Linked DNA regions of Homo sapiens: region 2 is linked to region 1. Evidence: chromatin loops called from intact Hi-C (ENCODE). Cell type or tissue: mesothelial cell of epicardium. All regions are shown on one strand.

Region 1 (4,000 bases):
GTGCCTGGAATCTTCTCTGTCTCTCACCTTCCACAAGGTACCACTCACAATGCATTGAGGCAATAACCCTTTTCTGGCCCAACTCTCCCCACTTCTTGCTTGCTTTAGAAGTCAGGACTGGTCGAGGTCTGAAAGCACCCAGAATACCTGTTCCACTCAGCCAGATGTGCCAGGCATTAATTCCCACTCTAGGAGCAGTCCTCACCAATGTCAAAAAGAAGCCAGTGTATAAATACCCCAGCTCCCTTGCCCCTTGGCTGGGACGGCTCTGAGGTGTGTGTTCTTTTTTTATTTATATTTTTATTTATTTATTTATTTGAGATGGAGTCTCACTCTTTCGCCAGGCTGGAGTGCAGTGGTGTGATCTTGGCTCACTGCAACTTCTGCCTCCCGGGTTCAAGTGATTCTCCTGCCTCAGCCTCCTGAGTAATTGGGACTACAGGTGCCTGCCACCACACCCAGCTAATTTTTGTATTTTTTAGTACAGATGGGGTTTCACCATGTTGGCCAGGATGGTCTCTGACTCCTGATCTCAGGTGATCCACCCGCCTTGGCCCCCCAAAGTGCTGGGATTACAGGCGTGAGCCACCGTGACCAGCTGAGTTGTGTGTTCTTTGCTGTCTCCCAGAGGTGCCCAGGGGGATCCAGTCCCAGTTTTAAGTGGTAACCCGCTTGATAGCACACTCTTTAAAAGATCCCTTCTTTCTCTGCTCACTTCCTCATTCCCCCGATGGTGCTTCCTGGGATCATTCCCAAATAAACTCTTTCTCTGCTGGGTCACCTTCTGTGGAACCCCACCCCTTTCAACAGCTAAGATCTCAGAGGCTATTTCACTCACTGCCTCTCCTGTAGTGCTCTCTGAAGGAGACGGTCCTCCCAGCTGCCAGGAGAAAGAAGCACACCCCTGCCTAATCCTCCCAAGAGCTTGTCCCTGAAGGAGAAAACTGGAAAGATGCATCATGCTCCGTGGACCTACCTGTCCCCTCTTCAAAGCAGGTGGTATGAAATTTTCCCATATAAAATTCTAACCCTATGATTGCAAAAATAAGGATTGCAAAAAATAGGAGGAGGCCGATCTGCAGCAAAGGGATCATCGCCTTCATGATCGACTTCAGGACGACTTGTAAACCTGGGGGGACACAGAGAGAGGCCCCATAAGCCCATGAGCAAGTACCCCCAAACCCCGCCACCAAGACGCCCAGGTCTCTCCCAGACAAAGCAGGTGTGTTCCTGAGGGAACATTAAGCACCCAGGAGCCTGGGGATTGGGCAATGGTGAAGGAAGCACCACACGGAGGCTGATCCTTATCATGGGAACAACACTTCCTAGGTTTTTTTTTTCCTTTGAGACAGGGTTTTGCACTGCTGCCCAGGCTGGAGTGCAGTGGCACAATCACAGCTCACTGCAGCCTCAACCTCCTGGGCTCAGGTGATCCTCCTGCCTCAGTCCCTGCAATAGCTAGGACTACAGGCATGCACCACCATGCCTGGCTAAGTTTTAAAACTTGTTTGTAGAGATGGGGTCTTGCTATGTTGCCCAGGCTGGCCTGAAACCCCTGGTCTCCAAGGACTCAAACTCCTCAGCCTCCTAAAGTGCTAGGATTATAGGTGTGAGCCACCATACCTGGCCCCTATTATTATTATTATTTATTTTATTTATTTTTTTTGAGACAGAGTCTTGTTATATCGCCCAGGCTGGAGTGCAGTGGTGCCATCTCGGCTCACTGCAAGCTCCGCCTCCCAGGTTTACGCCATTCTCCTGCCTCAGCCTCCCGAGTAGGCCCAGCTAATTTTTCATATTTTTAGTGGAGACAGGGTTTCACCGTGTTAGCCAGGATGGTCTCGATCTCCTGACCTCGTGATCCACCCGCCTCGGTCTTCCAAAGTTCTGGGATTACAGACGTGAGTCTCCACGCCTGGCCTTATTATTTTTTAAAAAGCACTTTTAACTTTAAAGTATTTATTTATTTATTTATTTTAATTAGCCAGGCATGATGGTGCATGCCTGTAGTCCTAGCTACTCTAGGGACTGAGGCAGGAGGATCGTTAAGGCTGCAGTGAGCTATGATTGTGCCACTGCGCCCCAGCCTGAGTGGCAGAGCAAGACGCTGTCTCAAATAAATCTATATATATATTTTATAGAGACAGGGTCTCACTATGTTATCCAGGCTGGTCTCGAACTCCTGACCTCAAGCGATCTTCCAGCCTCTGCCTCCCAAAGTTCTGGGATTACAGGCATGAGCCACAGAGCCCAGCCAACTTTAAAGTACTTAATAAAGGTATTTGACATGCTGTTCCATTTGATGATCTTTTGGGCAAGAAAGGGGTGGGAGTCCATTGCTTTTGGAGCCATATTCCTGGGTGTTGGGCAACTTGCACCCAGAAGAGGGAGCCATTTTCTTAATTTTTTTTTTCTGCCAAGAGGCGGTGTCTTTTCCTCATTCATAAAAGGCCGCCATATAGGCTAGTTGCTGCTCTGGGTAGGAAAGCGGTTGGCGGTCCCAATTTCAACCCCAAGGAACCAGACTCAACATTATTTCACTGGCTTCTAGTGACAAGCCCCTGAGGTGGCCATACATGTAAAGTCACTCTCATTTTACAGAAGTGGGAAGCAAGGCTAACAGAGATGCTGTGATTCACCCAGAGAATGCATGAGAAATGGCAGAACTAGGCAGGGCGCGGCGGCGGTTCACGCCTCTAATCCCAGCACTTTGGGAAGCCGAGGCCAGCGGATTAACGAGGTCAGGAGTTCAAGACAAGTCTGGCCAACATGGTGAAACCCCATCTCTACTAAAAATACAAAAAATTATCTGGGCATGGTGGCCAGCGCCTGTAATCCCAGCTACTTGGGAGGCTGAGGAAGGAGAATTGCTTGAACTTGGGAGGCAGAGGTTGCAGTGAGCCAAGATGACGCCACTGTACTCCAGTCTGGGTGACAGAGCAAGACTCTGTCTCAAAAAAAAAAAAAAAAAAAAAAAAAGGCAGAACTAGGATTTGAACCCAGGTCCATCTGAAATGAAGCCCCATGTTTGCCCATGTGCTGATGTTGCTTTCTCTGTTCTGAGCAACCCAATTCAGAAAGATGGTGGTGAATAAGAAGGCAGGGGGCCAGGTGTGGTGGCTCACGCCTGTAATCCCAGCACTTTGGGAGGCCGAGGCGGGCAGATCACGAGGTCAGGAGATCGAGACCATCCTGGCTAATATGGTGAAACCCCGTCTCTACTAAAAATACAAAAAAATTAGCTGGGCGTGGTGGCGGGCACCTGTAGTCCTGGCTACTCGGGAGGCTGAGGCAGGAGAATGGTGTGAACCCGGGAGGTGGAGCTTGCAGTGAGCTGAGATCACGCCATTGCACTCCAGCCTGGGTGAAAGTGCGAGATTCCATCTCAAAAAGAAAGAAGGCAGGGAACAGTCCCCGAAGGGACACAGTGGAACAGAAGACACACCCAACTGGGCATCTGAAGACCTAAATCTGGGGGTATTGTCATCAATCAGGGACCCCATGCAAGCTCTTATCCTACCAAGCTCAGCCTCCAGTAGCCTCTCATCTAACAAATGGTTCATTCATGGCGGCTGAATTACTCTGGGCTTCAAATCCTTTTGGGAGAGGAAGGGGTTAATACTGAAATTCGCATCCTGCACTAAAAGTTCCACTGTTGTAAGACTCGAAGAATGTTAATAATAATAATAGCTGGCCAAGCGTGGTGGCTCACACCTGTAATCCCAGCACTTTGGGAGGCTGAGGCGGGTGGATCACTTGAACTCAGGAGTTTGAGACCAGCCTGAGCAGCGTGGTGAAACCCTGTCTCTACAAAATACAAAAAAATTAACTGGGCATGGTGCTGTGTGCCTGGAGTCCCAGCTATTTGGGAGGCTGAGATGGTAGGATTGCTTGAGTCTGGGGAGGTTGAGGCTGTACTGAGCTGTGATTGCACCACTGCACTCCAGCCTGGCGACAGAGCAAGAGCCTTAGTTAGTATTTCTCTGCCTATCATTGGCTT
Region 2 (4,000 bases), 180 kb before region 1:
TATGAGACAGAGTTTTGCTCTATTTCCCAGGCTGGAGTGCAGTGATGCTATCTCAGCTCACTGCAACCTCTGCCTCCCGGGTTCAAGCGATGTTTGAGCCTCAGCCTCCCGAGTAGCTGGGTGTGGAGGCACCTATCACCATGCCTGGCTAATTTTTGTATTTTTAGTAGAGATGGGGTTTCCCCATGTTGGCCAGGCTGGTCTCGAACTCCCGACCTCAGGTGATCTACCCGCCTCGGCATCCGAAAGTGCTGGGATTACAGGCGTGAGCCACCTTGCCTGGCCCAGAATACTTTCATCATCCCAAACTGAAACTCAACCTCTGTTAAACATCAAATCAATATTCTCTGCACACCCCCAGCCCCTTCTACTGTTCTACTTCCTGTCTCTAAGCCAGTGAGCTTTCCTTTTTTTTTTTGGGACACAGTCTCGCTCTGTCATCCAGGCTGGAGTGCAGTGGTGTGATCTCGGCTCAATCCAGCCTCTGCTTCTCGGGTTCAAGAGATTCTCCTGCCTCAGCCTCCTGAGCAGCTGGGATTACAGGCCCCTACCACCATGCCTGGCTCATTTTTGTATTTTTAGTAGAGATGGGGTTTCACCATGCTGGCCAGGCTGGTCTCAAACTCCTGACCTCAGGTGATCTGCCCGCCTCGGCCTCCCAAAGTGCTGGGATTACAGATGTGAGCCACCACGCCTGGCCTCTTTTTGGTTTGTTGATGTAGGCTGGGCTGATTGATCCTCCCCCATCTGATGGTGAGCCCTTGAGGGCTGGAACAGGATCCTTCTTCCTCAGCACTGTGCACTCCCAGCTCCCAGGCCTGTGCTTGATCCTCAGCTGATGCTCAAAATACAGTTGAAGGAACGGCAGAAAATTCCAAATGGGTGGGCAAAGGATGCAGTCCGCTGCTGGGGAGGATAGATGGGCTGAGGCAGGAGATGAATGCCTCGTGGCTCTGGGTGGGTGTAGGGAGCTCTTGGGCTGCAGGTGGGGTTGGGTGCATGAGCCGAGATCTCAGGGGGCTGGCTGAGTAGGGGCTGCAGACACTGAGAGAGAAGAAGAAGGGTCTTTGGAGGCAGAGAAGTGGGCACAGAGAGATGGGCTCCCCAGGCAGAAGTGTAGCCATGTGGCCAGGAGAAGGTGGGACGGAGGGACGGGAGGTGTGGAGGCTCCATGGTCACATTCTTGGCCGTCCTGCATGTGCGTTCAAAGCCTGGGAAGGGCCCGGTGCGGTGGCTCATGCCTGTAATCCCAGCACTTTCAGAGGCCGAGGCGGGCAGATCACCTGAGGTCAGGGGTTCAAGACAAGCCTGGCCAACACGGTGAAACCCTGTATCTACTAAAAGTACAAAAATTAGCTGGGCGTGGTGGCAGGTGCCTGTAATCCCAGCTACTCAGGAGGCTGAGGCAGGAGAATCGCTTGAACCCAGAAGGCGGAGGTTGCAGTGAGCTGAGATGGCACCACTGTCTGTCTGGGAGACAGAACGAGACTTAAAAAATAATAATAATAAAAATAAAAAGTAACAAAGCCTGGGAAGGCCTGGGGAAGGGGGCTCTCAATCCCAGCACTTTGGGAGGCCAAGGCAGGAGGGTCGCTTGATCCCAGGAGGTCAAGGCTGCAGCTGCAGTGAGCTATGATCGTGCCACTGCTTTCCAGCCTGGGTGACAGAGCAAGACCCTGTCTGCAAAAAAAAAAAAAAAAAAAAAAAAAAGTCCAGAAAGGCCGGTCTTGGGCTGAGTCCTGCCAGGGCCTGGTAGCCAGGGCCTAACAGTGTCCTTGTGTCCTTGCTAGGAGGTGAATTCCTAGTGTAGGCTTGACCCACTTTAGCTAGGGAAGCCACAGGATTTACCATTTCCAGGGGCCAGCTCTGCCTGAGGAGAGAGGCCTTCCTCATAAAGTCAGGCTTGGCTTCCTCCCAGCTGGCTGGCCTCCTTCTCCCTGATTCTAAATGCGGGCTTGTCACCGTGTGTCTGCATGTAGGCGCACGAGCGCACATCTGTGTGTGGGGGGGTGTTTGTGGTGCTGTGGGCAGCGTGGGGGTGGCATGTGTTAGCAAGCTGGGGGCCATTTCTACCCCACGGTTCTTTTTATATCTCACATTTACAGAAAGCCTGGACCTCTGAGCCTGGGCCTGTCAGTGGGCTGTTTGAGGCTTTGAAGGAAGGGACCAAGAGGCGGAGGCGTCTGAAACCCCGGCGCCGAGGGAGGATAGTCGGGTCAGGGGTGGCTGTTAGCTTCCTTCCATTGGCACTGACGGCATGCAGCCCGGGGCCATAGCCCTGCAGTGTCAGGTGTTGCAGAGCTATATTTTAAGACACTGGCACCATGGTTCACACCTATATTCTCAACACTGAGGTTGGAGGAAGCTGAGGTTGGAAGGCTGAGGTGGGAGGGTCACTGGAGCTCAGGGATTCAAGACCAGCCTAGGCAACATAGTGAGACCCCATCTTTACATATATATATATATATATAGCGATTATGTGTATATATATATGTATAGCGATTATATATATATAGCGATTATATATATACATATTTTTTCTCCTGCTTCAGTCTCCTGAGTAGCTGGGATTACAGGCTTGTGCCACCACGCCCAGCTAATTTTGTATTTTTAGTAGAGATGAGGTTTCACCATGTTGGTCAGGCTAGTCTTGAACTCCTGACCTCAGGTGATCTGCCCCCCTCGGCCTCACAAGGTGCTGGGATTACAAGCGGGAGGCACTGTGCCCAGCCCTACAAATATATATATATTTTACTTAGCTGGGTGCAGTGGCTGATACCTGTAGTCCCAGCTACTTGGGAGGCTGGGGAGGGAGGATTGCTTGAGCCCAGAAGATCGAAGTTGCAGTGAGCTATGCTCGTGCCACTGCACTAGCCTGGGTGACAGAGAGATCCTGACTAAAAAATAAATAAATAGGCCGGGCGCGGTGGCTCACGCCTGTAATCTCAGCACTTTGGGAGGCCGAGGCAGATGGATCACGAGGTCAGGAGATCGAGACCATCCTGGCTAACACGGTGAAACCCCATCTCTACTAAAAATACAAAAAATTAGCCAGGTGTGGTGGCGGGCGCCTGTAGTCCCAGCTACTCGGGAGGCTGAGGCAGGAGAATGGCATGAACCTGGGAGGCGGAGCTTGCAGTGAGCCGAGATCGCACCACTGCACTCCAGGCTGGGCGATGGAGCGAGACTCCATCTCAAAAAATAAATTAAATAAATAAATAAATAAAGCCGGGCATGGTGGCTCACACTTGTAATCTCAGCACTTTGGGAGGCTGAGGTGGGCAGATCACTTGAGGTCAGGAGTTCGAGACCAGCCTGGCCAACATGGTGAAACCCCCGTCTCTACTAAAAATACAAAAATTAGCCGGGCATGATGTTGGGAGGTCCCTGTAATCCCAGCTACTCAGGAGGCTAAGGCAGGAGAATCGCTGGAACCTGGGAGGCAGAGGTTGCAGTGAGCCAAGATCCCGCCACTACACTCTAGCCTGGGCAACAGAGCTAGACTCCATCTTAAAACAAATCAAAGTAAATATAATAAATAAAGCATACTCTCTCCACCTCCACTGCTGGGTCCTCACCAGGATGAATGGTTCAGAGCAAGGCCTGAAGGGGTCCTCCCTGAGATGCTGGGAGCGTCTCCCTGAGAAGCCCTGTTGGGCTGGTCCCAGTGGACCCTGGGTGCTCGCTGCCTAAGCTGCCCTCCCCCATCCCTGCCCAGCTCTGCACCCCATGAGAAGCCCTGTGGGTGGCCCCCAACTCAGGAGTTCCCACAGGGAGCTGAGGGCCGGTGATAGCCCCCCAGGCTTATGCAGTGACCTCGCTTAACAGCTGGTAACTCCTGCAGGATTCTGAGGCACCCGCCTCCTCCCAGAGGGACACATTCATGGCCTTTTCCTATTTATTTATTTATTAGAGATGGGGTCTTGCTCTGTCTCCCAGGCTGGAGTCCAGTGGCATGACTATTGCTCAATGCAGCCTCAAACTCCTGGGCTCAAGCAAT

Evidence for each region. Hi-C counts contacts between places; a loop is a spot of excess contacts. Peaks named below come from ENCODE experiments on the same cell type or tissue, not always from the same donor. Only the 100,000 strongest peaks of a DNase experiment are listed, where the experiment ranks them.
Region 2: it touches region 1 in a loop (20-fold over the local background); 1 of 110 quality-filtered maps calls a loop at or near these places.

Annotation. Positions count from the first base shown.
Region 1 is chr19:13,364,341-13,368,340 of GRCh38, forward strand. CACNA1A (calcium voltage-gated channel subunit alpha1 A) reads right to left here. Exons shown (of 47, transcript NM_001127222.2): 5 at 977-1,129. Among named protein-coding and RNA genes, the nearest start is that of CACNA1A, 140 kb to the right of the region's middle. In mesothelial cell of epicardium, a CTCF peak has its summit at 2,370 (motif pointing right); no DNase peak of the experiment used is centred here.
Region 2 is chr19:13,180,060-13,184,059 of GRCh38, forward strand. No RefSeq gene overlaps it. Among named protein-coding and RNA genes, the nearest start is that of IER2, 32 kb to the left of the region's middle. RefSeq lists an enhancer at 1,885-1,944. In mesothelial cell of epicardium, no CTCF peak of the experiment used is centred here; DNase peaks (open chromatin) are centred at 1,922 and 2,190.